2 separate regions of the Homo sapiens genome follow, and region 1 is linked to region 2. Evidence: read pairs that join two places in POLR2A ChIA-PET (ENCODE). Cell type or tissue: B cell. All regions are shown on one strand. Each heading gives the region's core, and the rest is flanking DNA. Links, peaks and the distances in the headings are about the cores only.

Evidence for each region. ChIA-PET counts read pairs that join two places held together with the same protein. Peaks named below come from ENCODE experiments on the same cell type or tissue, not always from the same donor. Only the 100,000 strongest peaks of a DNase experiment are listed, where the experiment ranks them.
Region 1: POLR2A ChIA-PET joins it to region 2 with 5 read pairs; 2 of 35 experiments call an interaction of 5 or more read pairs at or near these places.

What each region holds. Positions count from the first base shown.
Region 1 is chr22:42,214,431-42,221,096 of GRCh38, forward strand. TCF20 (transcription factor 20) reads right to left here. Exons shown (of 6, transcript NM_001378418.1): 2 at 1-911. The coding sequence starts at 875. Among named protein-coding and RNA genes, the nearest start is that of TCF20, 53 kb to the right of the region's middle. RefSeq lists enhancers at 553-1,052, 3,323-3,911. In B cell, for the core only: no CTCF peak of the experiment used is centred there; no DNase peak of the experiment used is centred there.
Region 2 is chr22:41,670,003-41,678,199 of GRCh38, forward strand. SNU13 (small nuclear ribonucleoprotein 13) reads right to left here. Exons shown (of 3, transcript NM_001003796.2): 3 at 3,931-5,193. The coding sequence ends at 4,931. It overlaps LOC107985567 (protein LLP homolog), which reads right to left and starts at 7,158. Exons shown (of 1, transcript XM_047441692.1): 1 at 5,200-7,158. The coding sequence starts at 7,123. The coding sequence ends at 6,740. In B cell, for the core only: a CTCF peak has its summit at 3,372; a DNase peak (open chromatin) is centred at 3,302; H3K27ac peaks cover 414 bases.

The sequences.
Region 1 (6,666 bases), core at 2,239-6,238, 540 kb after region 2:
TAGCTGTAATTGGATTGTGTTCCATAAGCCTGTGCATTAGAACCCACATTGTGTCCTTCATACTGAGATCCAGCATTCACATTGTAACTGCCATCATAGCTCTGTCCAGACTGGCTAAAACGCTGTGGTGAAGGGAAGGAGGAGGAGGAGGAGGAGGAAGCAGAAGACTGATAGTGTTGGCCAAACTGACCCACTCTTAACTGGTAACCAGCAGCAGAGGATGGCAGAGTTGAGGGCCGCTGCATTGGCTGTAGATGGGATGAGCTGGATGCTGGTTGGCCAGTGGCCTGTGGCAGGGGCTGATGGGACTGGTAAAGCTGTTGTCTCAACTGCTGGACTTGCTGCTGCTGCTGCTGGCTGGAAGCCTGCTGTTGGTACTGAGCACTCCCTGGAGAGAAAGGCCCAGTGTAATCCTGCTGATAATGTGACACACCGCCAAGGCCAGAGTGCTGTGCTTGAAACTGGCCCACATGACCCTCACTCCCATACTGATTGCCAAAGCTGCTCCCCTGGGGGGGTCCATAGCTCTGCACAGGCCCAGAAGGCCTTCGCTGAGGAGGCTGTGGGGTTCCTGTAGTCACGGGGTCTTTGTTGCCTGCCATGTAGTAAAAATCTCCAGCCTCTTTCCTGAAACCCTGGTAACCTTGATGGCCAGAGGTCTCGCTAGCCATCGCTGCCGCAGCAGCTGCTGCTCCTCGTCGTCCACCACCACTGCCACTGCCACTGCTGCCACTACTGCCACCTGTACCTCCAAAATTCTGGAACATCTGGGCCTGACGAGGGCTGAACTCTTCTAGCCGGGATGAGCCGTGTACCTCCTGTGGGTAGCTTTGCTGGTTTCCGTGGTAACTGCTTTGCTCCCGAAAGGACTGCATACTGTTCAGCAGCACAGCAGCAGGCCAACAGCCCTCCTAGAAATAGAAGAAAGAAAAACATTAGACACGCATCTCCTTGGTACAAATAAAATCAAGTCTAGATGATGGAGGGAATAAAGATGAATCAGAGGCCCAGATGAAGCTGACTGGTTTGAATTTCTATTTTTTTTTTTTGGTTTTTTGAGACAAGAGTCTCACTCTGTCACCCAGGCTGGAGTGCAATTGCACGATCTCAGCTCAATGCAACTTCTGCCTGCAGGGTTCAAGCAATTCTCTTGCCTCAGCCTCCCGAGTAGCTGGGACTACAGGCGCATGGCCACCAGGCTCGGCTAATTTTTTGTATTTTTAGTAGAGACAGGGTTTCACTGTGCTGGCCAGGCTGGTCTCGAACTCCTGACCTCGTGATCCGCCCACCTCGGCCTCCCAAAGTGCTGGAATTACAGGCATGAGCCACCACGCCTGACCTTGAATTTCATCTTTTATATTTTATCCTATCCACTTCTGAAAATGCACATATGCAGAGAAATGGCCTAAAGAGTGAGGCAAGAATCTGTAGTAGAATGAAAAGCAGCACTCTGAGTGCATACAAACCCAATACAGCAAAAACATGTATGTCTCATATATCTAATAATGCCTTATTAGACAAATGAGCCCCCAAACTCAACCAGATTAAAATATGGGGCTGTGTTATTACTGTCAATGAAAAACAGCAATTTTTCAATAAGCCTCCCAGTTATGCGGGGGAGGGGGTGTGGGGTAAGAAAAACCAAATCCTTTTTTTTTTTTTTTTTTTTTTTTTTTTGAGACAAGGTCTCACTCTTGCCCAGGCTGGAGTGTGCAGGGGCACAGTCGTAGTTCACTGCAGCATCAAACACCTGGCTTCAAATGATCCTCCTGCCTCGGCCTCTCAAAGTTTTGGGACTACAGGCATAAGCCACTACTTTCATTTCTCTGCTTTCATGTATTAGGGTGATCACTGAACTGCGGGTTTTAACACTGGCTGCTGATCGCCACTCCCCAACACTGAGAAACAGACCTGGCCAGAGAACTGCAGCCAATTCCTTATGTCCAAGTGCAAATTTTTGCAGCTTTACTATAATTGCCAACTACCTGTGATGACTGGTGACTCCAGGACACTCAGCCCATATGGGTTCCACACAAACTTTGGAGTCAACCTCTTCTTGGCATATGACTGTGTCTACAGCACCCCTCTCTCCACCACTCTCCTTCAATTCCCAGGTACAAAGGGCTAGACTTAAGCCAGTGAATAGCAGTGACTATTCTTCCAGATTATTTTGGGAGGTTTCCAAGAAGTTCCAGCACCTTTACCCGCCATGTGGTATTTGTATTTGCCAGTTTTTTAAATTCACAGTTATTACTGGCCATTACTATGAAAGAATTAGAAGCAATCATCTTGGAGGACAGCAAAAAACAGAGAGGAAAATAGGAATTCATCAAGCCTAGGACCCAGACTCTTTCAAAGTTATCTGACTGAGCCACCACTTTGTATTACCTATTATAATCCCTCTTAATCAATCAAGCTGATTTTTTCCCCTTTCACCTGGGCCTGTCTCCTCAGAGTCAGAGATGAAAGGGACAAGGCCAAATTGCTCCAAGTGACTTTAGAACCAATTACTTAAAAAAACAAGTTCCAAAATACATATAGGGTAAAGTGAGGTGTAATAGACAGTTTAGTTTAGTTACAATGGTTTATGAAGCTAGTTTCCTAGTTCCCCTGAAGGGGAGCTGAAAATGGAGTTGCCTGCAGGAAAGTCAACAACCTTTTTAAAGGTAAGTCAGATTTATCCTCTCCAATCCCTGGAGTGGCTCCCACCTCATTCTTTGGGAAACTGGTCTCAAAGGCCCCTGCTCCCACCCCCTTGACCTCTCTGAGCTCCTCCCCTATCACTCTCTGCTCTAGCCCCACAGTTGCCTTGTTCCTGGAACAGGCCTACCACATATCTACATAGGAACTCTGTTCTCACCTGCACGTTCTTCTCCCAGAGCCAGATAGCTTGCTCTCCTTCCAGTCTTTGGGCAAGTGTCACTCATTCCCTGGTCATTCTAGTAAAAACAGCCAGCTCCACACCTTTTCCCTGGCTGTAACTCCCTCCCCTGTTTTATCCCCTGCCTGGCCCCATACTTACTCCAAACAGACACATATATGCTACTTGTTTACTGTCTGTCTCTCCTCTGACTAAAATGTAAACTCCTTAAAGGGCAGAAACTGACTGTTCCTTGCTGTAATCCTCACGTCATCACACCGGAGTCTGTGTGAATGATTAAATGGTGTAAGAACTAGGCCTTAGAGAACTAGGCTAGAACTCACATATTCAGAGATGGTGCTGTGGGAGTGACATGAGAGAATTATAGAAAGTGAAAATAGAATATGATCAACCTAAAAGCAGAGCTGGAGGATGCTGAAGACCTTGCCTGTAAAATCCCATGAGTCCGGTTCTAAGGGAAAGACCCAGCTTGAGTCCACATGAGAACTGAGGAAAGACTTCAGAAAGTAAATATTGATTAGAGCAGAAGATGGCCAGTAACCCCAAATTCTAAAAGCTTGACCCATATCTTGAAATATCGTAAGTCTAAAACAGCTAGACAAGGGTCTACTTCCTTAAGCTTGATTATATAGTCATGTGACCCAAAACAATCGCTAAACATTCATGTGCAAATAATGTCAGAATCTAAAGGAAACTTCTCATCCTATTCAAAATGCCTCTGTTGCTTTGTTCCAGTGAATCTGCAGGGCAGTAGGTAATAGCTATTCAAATGGTGATGATGCTGCTTGACACTGTTCCAGCACTTCACATACACTAACTCATTTAATCCTCACAACACTAGCACGCTCCTTTTACAGATGAGGAAACAGAAGCAGAGTTCACAAAGCTCCTAGGCAGCAGGGCTGGGGGCAGGACATGTTTTTAACATTACATTGCCCAGAGGGTCTTCCACATGGTCAGTAAAAAATACCAGTTGTCCTGTCAGTTTGGCCTTGAAAGTGGGTAGCCACCCACAATAAATCTGTCCCTTCACTGCCACCCTCTTATAAGGACCTCCATACTGTTCCAGCTGGCTCTTCACCCGCTCCCCATCATTCTTAGAACTATCAAGAGCAATTCTGTCTACATGAGTATTAATTTTTTCCCCTTGTGATGTGCTCCTGCTCTACTCCTCAGTGCCAGTGGCCTTCTCTAGATAAAACAAGGCTGAATGGGGGCTAAATTGAACAAAAACATTAAAGCTAGCAGTTTAAACTAATGAAAAGCCTTCTCAAGAGATATTCTCTATAAAAAGCTATGTTACATGTTGTTTAATTAATCCTTCTGGAAATAAAATCAGGCTTCTGAAGATCTGAGTGTATAAACAATGTTGCCACTTGCTCCATATTCTTCCTAAATAGGAGCCACCAAGAGCTAAAGGCCACTTTAAACATCAGGGTATCAGGCCTGAGGCTGCCCTATCTCCAGACAGGGAAAACAGATACAGGAAGGACTCCTTCTTAGGTCTGTTCTCAGCCTTCCCCTGCAGATTCCCTGTCCTGTATGATACCCCTTTCCCTATTGTTATGGTTCTACTTTATGAAAAAGAAAAAAAAAAAATCCAAGGCCAAATACCTCCTGCAGGGTTCCAGTCATGCTAAATATTCTTAGTATACATGAAGCACCTGAGTAGGAGAAGGTGGTTGCCCAGGTTTATCTTTTTTAGGAATGCCAAGTAAACCAATTAAGAAAACCAACTAGCATATACCAACGACAGAAAATGTAAACCTGGAGCTATAAAATAAGTAATAGGCTGGGTGTGGTGGCTCACACCTGTAATCCCAGTGTTTTGGGAGGCTGAGGTGTGAGGATCGCTTGAGGTCAGGAGTTCAAGACCAGCCTGGGTTAAAAAAAATTTTAAATGCACAGTGTCATGAGGTGTGCCTACAGTCCCAGCTGCTCAAGAGGCTGAGGTAGGACGATTGCTTGAACTCAGGAGTTCGAGGCTGCAACGAGCTATGAATGTGCCAATGTGCTCCACCCTGGGTGACAGTAACCCTGTCTCAAAAAAAAAAAAAAAAAAAAAAAAAAGCTAATAGAGATAATTCCAATTTTATCCCATCATCTTAAAAAAAGCATCAGTGTAGTCAGTTTTAAAGCACTGTGATTAGTAATAATAAGTGCCTGAATTCCTTTGTTTAAATGAATACAAATAGTAAGGAAAATCTGATACCTCAAAGGAATAAGTCACCTAAGGAACTTGCATACACACTCTAAAAAAGAGGCTGGGCACAGTGGCTCACCCCTGTAATCCCTGAACTTTGGGAGGTCAAGGCGGGCAGATCACTTGGGCTCAGGAGTTCGAGACCAGCCTGGGCAACATGGCGAAACCCTATCTTTATAAAAAATACAAAAATTAGCCAGGCATGGTGATGCGTGCCTGTAGTCCCAGCACCTCGGGGGGCTGAGGCAGGAGGATCGCCTGAGCCTCGGAGGCAGAGGTTGCAGTGAGCAGAGATCGCGCCACTGCCCTCCAGCCTGGGCAACAAAGCGAGATTCCGTCTCAATAAATAAATAAAAAAGAGGCCTACCGATGTACTTCCCATCCATAATGACTCTCCCTTTCCTGTTTTTCTCCTATATTCCTAACTTTCTGAACAGTTTCAGAAGGGCTGTGGAGGTGTATTAGTGAGGTCCAGAACTCTGTGCCTAAACATTCCAGAGTCCATGTGCCGACCTCACAAACTCACTCATAACCAGCTGCAGACTTGTTCTCCCCATCCTATTAGAGGGCTGATGACCTTGCCCTCTTATAGAAAACCAACATTGGCTTTCTCTGTCCTTCTTCCTCCATATGTCCAACAACATCCCACTTCCCAATCCATTCTCTTTTTTGGAAAGAGAGTCTCACTCTGTTGCCCAGGCTGGAGTGCAGTGGCATGACCACAGGCTCACTGCGGCCTCAACTCCCAGCTCAGGCAATCCTCCTGCCTCAGCCTCCCAAGTAGCTGGGACCACAGGCATGGGACCCCTGGCTAATTTTTAAAAAATAATTGGGACTATGGCTAATTTTTATAATTTCTTAAAAATAGAGACAGAGTCTCACTGTGCTGTCCAGGCTGGTCTCAAACTCCTGGGCTCAAGCCATCCTGCTGTTTCAACCTCCCAAAGTGCTAGAATTCAGCCATTGTGCCTGGCCCCAGCTAATTTTTTCATCCTCTGTCATGATTTTCTGCTTATTCTCCTTCTTTGCCTTTAAATCCTCAAGACATTGACAATGATGCATCTAGTTATAGCCTGTGTAAGGGATATTCCCTGTTTGCCCCCACAGCCTCTCCTCACCCATCTCCACCCTACTCTATGCCCTAGAACGGACAATGGAAGGACAACTGACAGGCCCCACCACCCTTGCCTTCTGACCCAGTTTGGCTGGTAAGAGGCAGGAGAGGAGGAAAGTGAGAGGAACTTACTCTCCTGGCTCCCACCCCGAGGTTACTGAGGCTGGCTGAGACCCTCCACCAATGGCTGCAGCTCCATCGGGCAACCTCAACATATAGCCACTTTCTCCAAACTCCAGGAACCACTTCATCCTCTGCCCTTCAGGTCTAGAAGGCAGTAGGTAACAACTCCCTGCTACTGCTAGCACAGAAGACTTCACTTTCCTGTTGGCTTCCCCAAACCCTGCTCACCCTTTCCAGTCCCTTTATTAATCTTCTGCATTGTTGTCAACTCAGCATCGTGACCACCCTCCTTCCAAGCTCTCCTCTGCAGATCAGAAGCTGAGAACTTCCGTTCCAGAACCCTTT
Region 2 (8,197 bases), core at 1,698-5,697:
GGCAGGTGCCTGTAGTCCCAGCTACTTGGGAGGCTGAGGCAGGAGAATGGCGTGAACCTGGGAGGCGGGGCTTGCAGTGAGCCAAGATTGCGCCACTGCACTCCAGCCTGGGTGACAGAGCGAGACTCCGTCTCAAAAAAAAAAAAAAAAAAAATTCCACAGGTACAAATGAAACAGAGGCTCATTCCCATGGCTGGCAAAGGTGATGCCAGCTGTTGGCTAGAGGCCTTAGGACCTCCATGTCCTTAAGTCCATGGCAGCTGACTTCCCTTATAGCCAGTTATCTGAAGAAATGAAGGCAGAAACTGCAATGTCACATCGATTCTGCCAGACTCTGAGTTGGTGTGGTAGACTATACGAGGGCGTGAATCGCAGGTGAGGAGCACTGGAGCCATCTTGGAGGCTGGCTGCCACAGGTCATTGTGAATATTGACTTGCTACTTTAAATTATTTCCTTCCTTCACAAGAGTATAGTTATCTTCCATCCCCATGACCCTACCCCCAAGTAGATACATCAGCTCAAGCCAGAGGCCATACTTGATTTTTCCAAATGTAACCTGGGCTAGACATGGTGGCTCATGCCTGTAATCCCAGCACTCTGGGGGACCAAGGCGGGCAGATCACCTGAGGCCAGGAGTTTGAGACCAGCCTTGACAACATGGTGAAATCTCATCTGTACTAAAAATGCAAAAATTAGCCGGGCATGGTGGTATGCACCTGTAATCCTAGCTACTCGGGAGGCTGAGGCAGGAGAATCTCTTGAACCCGGGAGGCAGAGGTTGCAGTGAGCCGAGTCTGCACCAATGCACTCCAGCCTGGGTGACAGAGTAAGACTGTCTCAAAAAAAAAAAAAAAAAAAAAAAGTAACCTGATGCCAGGGGAATGGGGGACACTCATTTCCAAGAACAAGCTGCCTTTCCATCCATCAGTTTGAGATCAAAGATAATGAAAACGTTCAAATACAACAAATAAATAATCTCTTTAGGTCAATACTGTAAATGTAAAACTATTTAATTGCAGGTTCTCTTGGGAAAGAGTTTCAGGAAACACTGAAAATCTGAAATTCCTAACCAGTTGTGTTTGGGGTCAGGGGAACCTTTGAGACCTGATGAAAGCAACGGATTCTCTCTCAAAAATAAAATGTTTAGAAACAAAAATCAGAAGGCAATCTCAGGCTGGGCCCAGTGGCTCACGCCTGTAATCCCAGCACTGTGGGAGGCAAAAGCAGGCGGATCACTTGAGGTCAGAAGTTTGAGACCAGTCTGGCCAACGTGGTGAAACCCCATCTCTACTAAAAAATACAAAAATTAGCTGGGCGTGGTGGCACACTTCTGTAATCCTACCTACTTGGGAGGCTGAGGCAGAGAAATTGCTCGAACCGGGGAGGTGGAGGTTGCAGTGAGCTGAGATCATGCCACTGCACTCCAGCCTGGGCAACAGAGACTATGTCTCAAAAAAAAAAAAAAAAAAAAAAAAAAAAGAAAGCAATCTCAGACATTAGTTATGTTTAAGTTAAAAAAAAAAAGTAGAATGTTACAGAGCTGGGGGAAAAGGAAATTATGAGGTGGGGTAGCTAGGAAAGGCCCTAAAGAAAGGATGTTTGGAGCCGGGAACGGTGGCTCACGCCTGTAATCCCAACACTTTGAGAGACCAAGGTGGCGGGGGGAGGCGGGGTGTGGGCCATGAGGTCAGGAGTTTGAGACTAGCCTGGCCAACGTGGTGAAACCCCGTCTCTACTAAAATACAAAAAATTAGCCAGGCATGGTGGTGGGCACCTGTCATCCCAGCTACTTGGAAGGCTGAGGCAGGACAATCACTTGAACCTGGAAAGCGGAGGTTGCAGTGAGCTGAGATCGCGCTATTGCACTCCAGCCTGGGCTACAAGAGCCAGACTCTGTCTCAGAAAAAAAAAAAAGAAAGAAAAAAGTCATTACGTTGGCTGGGCGGGATGGCTCACGCCTGTAATCCCAGCACTTTGGGAGGCTGAGGCAGGTTGGATCACTTGAGGTTAGGAGTTCCCGACCAGCCTGGCCAACATGGTAAAACCCCGTCTCTACTAAAAACACAAAAGTTAGCTGGGCGTGGTGGCGTGTGTCTGTAATCCCAGCTATTCAGGAGGCTGAGGAAGGAGCATCGCTTAAACCCAGGAGGCGGAGGTTGCAGTGAGCTGAGATTGCTCCACTGCACTCCAACCTTGGTGACAGAGCGAGACTGTCTCAAAAAAAAAAAAAAGTAATGTGTCATTTAATGACAGAGGTAAGTTCTGAAAAATGCATTGTTAGGCAATTTCGTCACTGTGTAAACACCATAGAGTATACTTACAAAAACCGGCTGGGTGCGGTGGCTCACGCTTGTAATCCCAGCACTTTGGGAGGCCGAGGTGGGCAGATCAAGAGATCAGGAGTTCAAGACCAGCCTGACCAACATGGGGAAACCCTGTCTCTACTAAAAATACAAAAATTAGCCGGGTGTGGTGGCGTGCTCCTGTAATCCCAGCTACTCAGGAGGCTGAGGCAAAAGAATCGCTTGAACCCAGGAGGCGGAGGTTGCAGTGAGCTGAGATTATACCACTGCACTCCAGCCTGGGCGACAGAGTGAGACTGTCTCAAACAAACAAACAAAACCCTAGATGGAACAGCCTACTATACATACACCTAGGCTACAAACCTGTACTGCATGTTACTGAATACCGTAGGCAATTGTAACACAATGGCATTTGTGCATCTTAACGTAGGAAAGGTACAGTAAAAACACAGTATTACAATCTTAGGGGACCACTGTCATATATGTGGTCTGTCATTGACCAAAAACACTGAATGCATGACTGTGAAAAAGTAAGCACTGTGTAAAATTCCACCATCCAAAAATATAAAACTGCTTCAGGGGTGGTGATGAGAACACTGGAGTAAGCTGGGAGAAATGACCAGCCCAGGATGCACAGAACAGGTCCGACTGGCTAAGGTGGCTGCCAGGTTCCCCCAGGTGTGCTTCTTGCTAGAGCAGGGGTATATTGGCCCAAGCTGGCAAAGAGGGGATCACTATGGTACCCAGTTACTTGCACCTTGGAAGATTTCTCAAGCTGAGTTATTAGGCTCTCAAGGAACTTATCCTTAAGATAATAAGTAGAAGAGGCAAGTGAGGGGGCAGTGGCTTTAGTCACCAATACCAATCCTGCATGTGCCAAGGGTTACTAGAAACCCTGATTCTCCAACAGTGATTCTCAATTGGGGGTGATTTTACTGCCGGGGGCATTTAACAATGTCCGGAAACATTTTTTGGTTGTGGGGGGGTGCTGCTATTGCCACCTAGCGGGTAGAAGCCAGTGATGCTACTAAACATACAACACACAGGGCAGTCCTCACAACAAATTAACCAGCCCCAAATGTCAACAGCACGGAGGTTGAGAAAGCCAGTTCCAGTGATAGCAATGCTCCAGTTGAGTGTGTATAAGACGACATTTTGAACTGCCAAGGTAGAAACTACCTGGTAGGAGGAGACAGCTCTTCCATAGCCTTCTGGTAAAAAAAAGTCTAAGCAAGTGGCCAGGCGTGGTGGCTCACACCTGTAATCCCAGCGCTTTGCGAGGCTGAGACAGGCAGATTACCTGAGGTCAGGAGTTCAAGACCAGCCTGGCCAACATGGTGAAACCCTGTCTCTACTAAAAATACAAAATTAGCTGGGCGTGGTGACGCACGCCTGTAATCCCAGCTACTTTGGGGGCTGAGGCAGGAGCATCACTTGAACCCAGGAGGCAGAGGCTGCAGTGAGCCGAGATCGTGCCATTGCACTCCAGCCTAGGCAACAAGAGTGAAACTCTTTCACAAAGAAGAAAAAAAAAGTCTTAAGCAGCTATCACCACTCTAGTAAAGCTAAGTATGTCTTCATTCCAATTTTAGCCGGATACTTACTAAGAATCAGGCACTGCCATTCTGTCATCAAAATGGAACAGATTTATTAGGATGCTCACAAGAATGGAGAACACATGAACTAGCACTCTCCTCATGTGACAGAGAGTACATCTGACCCACATGGTGGCAGGACACAGGGGAAGGGCTCTCAGAGCTGGTGCCAAGTGTCCACCAAAGAAAGTCCCATTCACCAGAGACAGGCTGTTTCCTTGGACTCCACCATCTCTGTTACAGCTACCAGCCAGGTCTCCATGATCTTCCTGGAATCCTTCATGCCAGCATCAGTTCATGCTCTCTGAGCTTGTCACTCCCGACTCTTTCAAGACCCAGGTCAACTGCCCCATGGCTCACCCACCCAGGCTGCCTCCGGAGTCCTGCAGCACATCTCTTTGGTATGCTGCTGCCCTGCTACCCTCAAGGGCATGGTTGTGGGTAGGGGGAGAACATCAACATCACATTACCAAAAGCAAACAGCAGGGGTACATTAGTAAACGACACTTGGACATAGCCGAACAACCTCACAGAACACATGCTTCCTCCCCAAATGATACCTAATCCCCCAAGAGCAAATGAAACCCCTTGATCACTTGAACACGTATGAATGATTCTGTGTGCCAGGCACAGGGACACACAATGAATGCTGTTTAATTCCACCACACCCCGCACACAACAGGAAGCTAGTGGCTGAAAGCTGGAACCAGATCTCTGTCCTGGCTCCATCAGCTTTCTCCTGGCTCTTTCTGCCTTTCAACGGTGCCACCACCCTGCTTCTGTCTGCTCTGAACACTTGTTCCAAAAAGGGAGGATAAAAGGATGAAGGATGGCAGAGGGAGGGAGGAAAGGAAGGGGGATAGCAACCCTGTAAAACAGAACAAAAACAACACAAAAATCCAGAAACCAGATTTAGTACTACATTTTATAACAATAGAGAGTAGCTGAAAATACTACATGCTAACACAGATAATATGATACACAACCTCAGGGGGGAAGCTGGCAGGGAGCACGTGGCAGAGGCCACAGGTTTAGACTAAGAGCCTTTCAATGGACTGCTGAATGGATTGGATCTGCTGTTTCAGCTGCGAGCCTTCTTTGATGGTGACAGAACAGGCGATGACAGGCCTGGAGACCCCACAGGCTCTCCCCAGGGCCTGCTTGGAGCGCACAAACACGTAGGGCACATTCTTGTCTTCACACAGCAGCGGCAGGTGCAGAATGATCTCCAGTGGCTCGGCGTCTGCAGCCATCACGATGAACTCAGAGATGCCCCTGTTGAGGGTTTTGGTGGCTGCGGAGAGAAGGACGTGAAGCTAATAGGTGATGTGGGCTTGGGCAGGGCAGCCACAACAAACTGGGAAGAATGCCTAGGCACACACAATTATGTGTCCTAGACCGGCCCTGGGATATGATAAAGGATTCAAACACCAGTCAGTCATACACAATGGCATTTTCTCAAGCCCTACATTAAATCCACCACTTATCCTCAAAACACGTCCTGAATCTGACCACTTCTTCTTCTTCTTTTTTTTTTTTGAGATGGAGTCTTGCTCTGTCACACAGCTGGAGTGCAGTGGTGCGATCTTGGCTCACTTCAACCTCCGCTTCCCGGGTTTAAGTGATTCTCCTGCCTCAGTCTCCCAAGCAGCTGGGATTACAGGCACGTGCCACTGTGTTTAGCTAATTTTTGTATTTTTAGTAGAGAGAGGGCTTCACCATGTTGTCCAGGCTGGTCTCAAACTCCTGACCTCAAGTGATCCACCCACCTCGGCCTCCCAAAGTGCTGAAATTACAGGTATGAGCCACTGTGCCTGTCCTAATCTGACAACTTTTTTCTTTCTTTTTTTTTTTTTTTTCTTTTTTTGAGATGGAGTCTCACACTGTCGCCCGGGCTGGAGTGCAATGGCGCAATCTTGGCTCATTGCAACCTCTGCCTCCCAGGTTCAAGTGATTCTCCTGCCTCAGCCTCCCAAGTAGCTGGGATTACAGGTGCCTGCCACCATGCCCAGCTAATTTTTTGTTTCACTATGTTGGCCAGGCTGGTCTCAAACTCCTAACCTTGTGATCCACCCACCTTGGCCTCCCAAAGTGCTGTGATTACAGGCATGAGCCACCACGCCTGGCCCTGACCACTTCTTTCTACTCCTCTGCTATACTCGTCCAAGTCACCATCATCTCTTACCTTGTCAACTGCAACAGCTTCCACAAACCCCCACCAGCAAGTAGTAGTATATTAATAATATAGTATTTCTCAAGGTATCTGTGACTGAGAGTCAGAGTTTTACCATCTCAATCTGCCATAATCAATACTTCTAGAAAGCTGATCCCACATGCGACTCACCATGCAAGTTCAACACCCCACAGCACCGTTTCAGATGCGTACTCTCCTGACTGCTTGCCTCTGTGGCTCAGTGCGAATACTCTGCATTCATGCTGGAGTACTTGAGAAGGGCACACACTCTAGAGCTACACTGTCTGAGTGCAAATGCTGGCACTCATTCTTGTTACACAAATGACCTTGAGCAAGGTGTTTAACTTCCCTTACTTTTATCATCTATAAAATAATTCTACCTAACAGGATTCTACCTAATAAAAAAAGAATTACCTAATTCTTTTTAACCTAATTCTTTTTTTTTTTTGTATCAAAGAAAATATTTTATTCAAGTTCCCAAAACAAACTTCAGGAGTTATGCTGGGTTTGAATTGAAGAAAAAAGGCCAAGTTAAAATAGGAAAACAAATGGTTTTCATTTGGTGGCAGCTGAAATCAAAGTATACATGTATATACATTCTAATCCATCATCTATCCCATGTGGCATTTTCCAAGGTTTTAAGAGTCTACCACGCCAAACCCTTTGCCACTTTCACTGCTTTTGCTTTGCTTTTCCCCTTTCTTTTCTCTCGCTTTGCCGTCAGCCTTTTTCTTTGCCTTTGGTTCATCCATATTGGGTACTGTCCATGCTGGTCTAGAAGAGTCTTTTTGTTTCTCTTAGTATCAGTCTCCCTTTTCATGTCATCTTTTTCATCTTTTACCTCACATTGCATTTTCTCTTGGCAATGTTTGGGTACCACCACAGTTGCTATCTCTTGAACATCTTTCATTAAAACATCACCGTCTAGTTTGAGAATACTTTTAAGCCTGCTGGCCTCCTTTGGGGCATTCTTTTTTCTCTTTTCAGCACGCATCTTTCTTTTCCACTTACTCCGTAAGCTTTTAGCCATGTTTCACCTGAGAAACGAACACCCACACCTCAGCTCTTTTTAACCTAATTCTAATTACCTAATAATTCTACTTAATAGGATTATTGAAAGGATTAAACCAGTTAATAAGAATGATGAGGCTGGGCATGGTGGCTCACACCTGTAATCCCAGCCCACTGGGAGGCTGAGGCAGGTAGATTGTTTGAACTCAGAGTTTGAGACCAGCCTGGGCAACATGGCAAAACCCCATCTCTACTAAAAATATAAAAAATTAGCCAGGTGTGGTGGCGTACACCTGTAGTTCCAGCTACCTGGGACGCTGAGGTGGGAGGATCACCTAAGCCCAGGAGGTCGTGGCTGCAGTGAGCCATGATCAATGCCAATGCACTCCAGCCTGGGCTGCAGAGTAAGACCCTATCTCAAAAAAAAGTAAAATAAATAATAATAATAATACCTGACACATGGCAAATGCAAAGCATGTTCATTTCTATTGATATTACTATAGCTTACTCACCCTACAAAAGTCATAGGAGTGACTCTTTTATAAGTGTTAAGTAAGATCATAGCAATCTTGCTGTTCAAAATCCTTCTACTCATTTACCATTGTACTCACTGCTAACAGTGGCCTACATGGTCTCATGTGATCTCCTAGTACCTCTCATCCCCACACTTAGTTCCAGCCACACACCAGCCTCCTTAGAATCCCTCAAGCATGCCTTTACACCATGCCCAAAAACGTTTCTTTCCAACACCCTCATCTATTCAGTTCTCTGCTCAAACTCCTCAGACAGACCTTCTCTGAATACTCCATCTAAAAAGACCCACCACTGCCATTCCTATCCCCCTTCTCTACTTTATTCTGTTTTACAGCATTCTTTTTTTTTTTTTTGAGACGGAGTCTCACTCTGTCGCCCAGGCTAGAGTGCAGTGGTGAGATCTCGGCTCACTGCAAGCTCCGCCTCCCGGGTTCACACCATTTTCCTGCCTCAGCCTCCTGAGCAGCTGGGACTATAGGCGCCCGCCACCACGCCCGGCTAATTTTTTGTATTTTTGGTAGAGATGAGGTTTCACCGTGTTAGCCAGGATGGTCTCGAT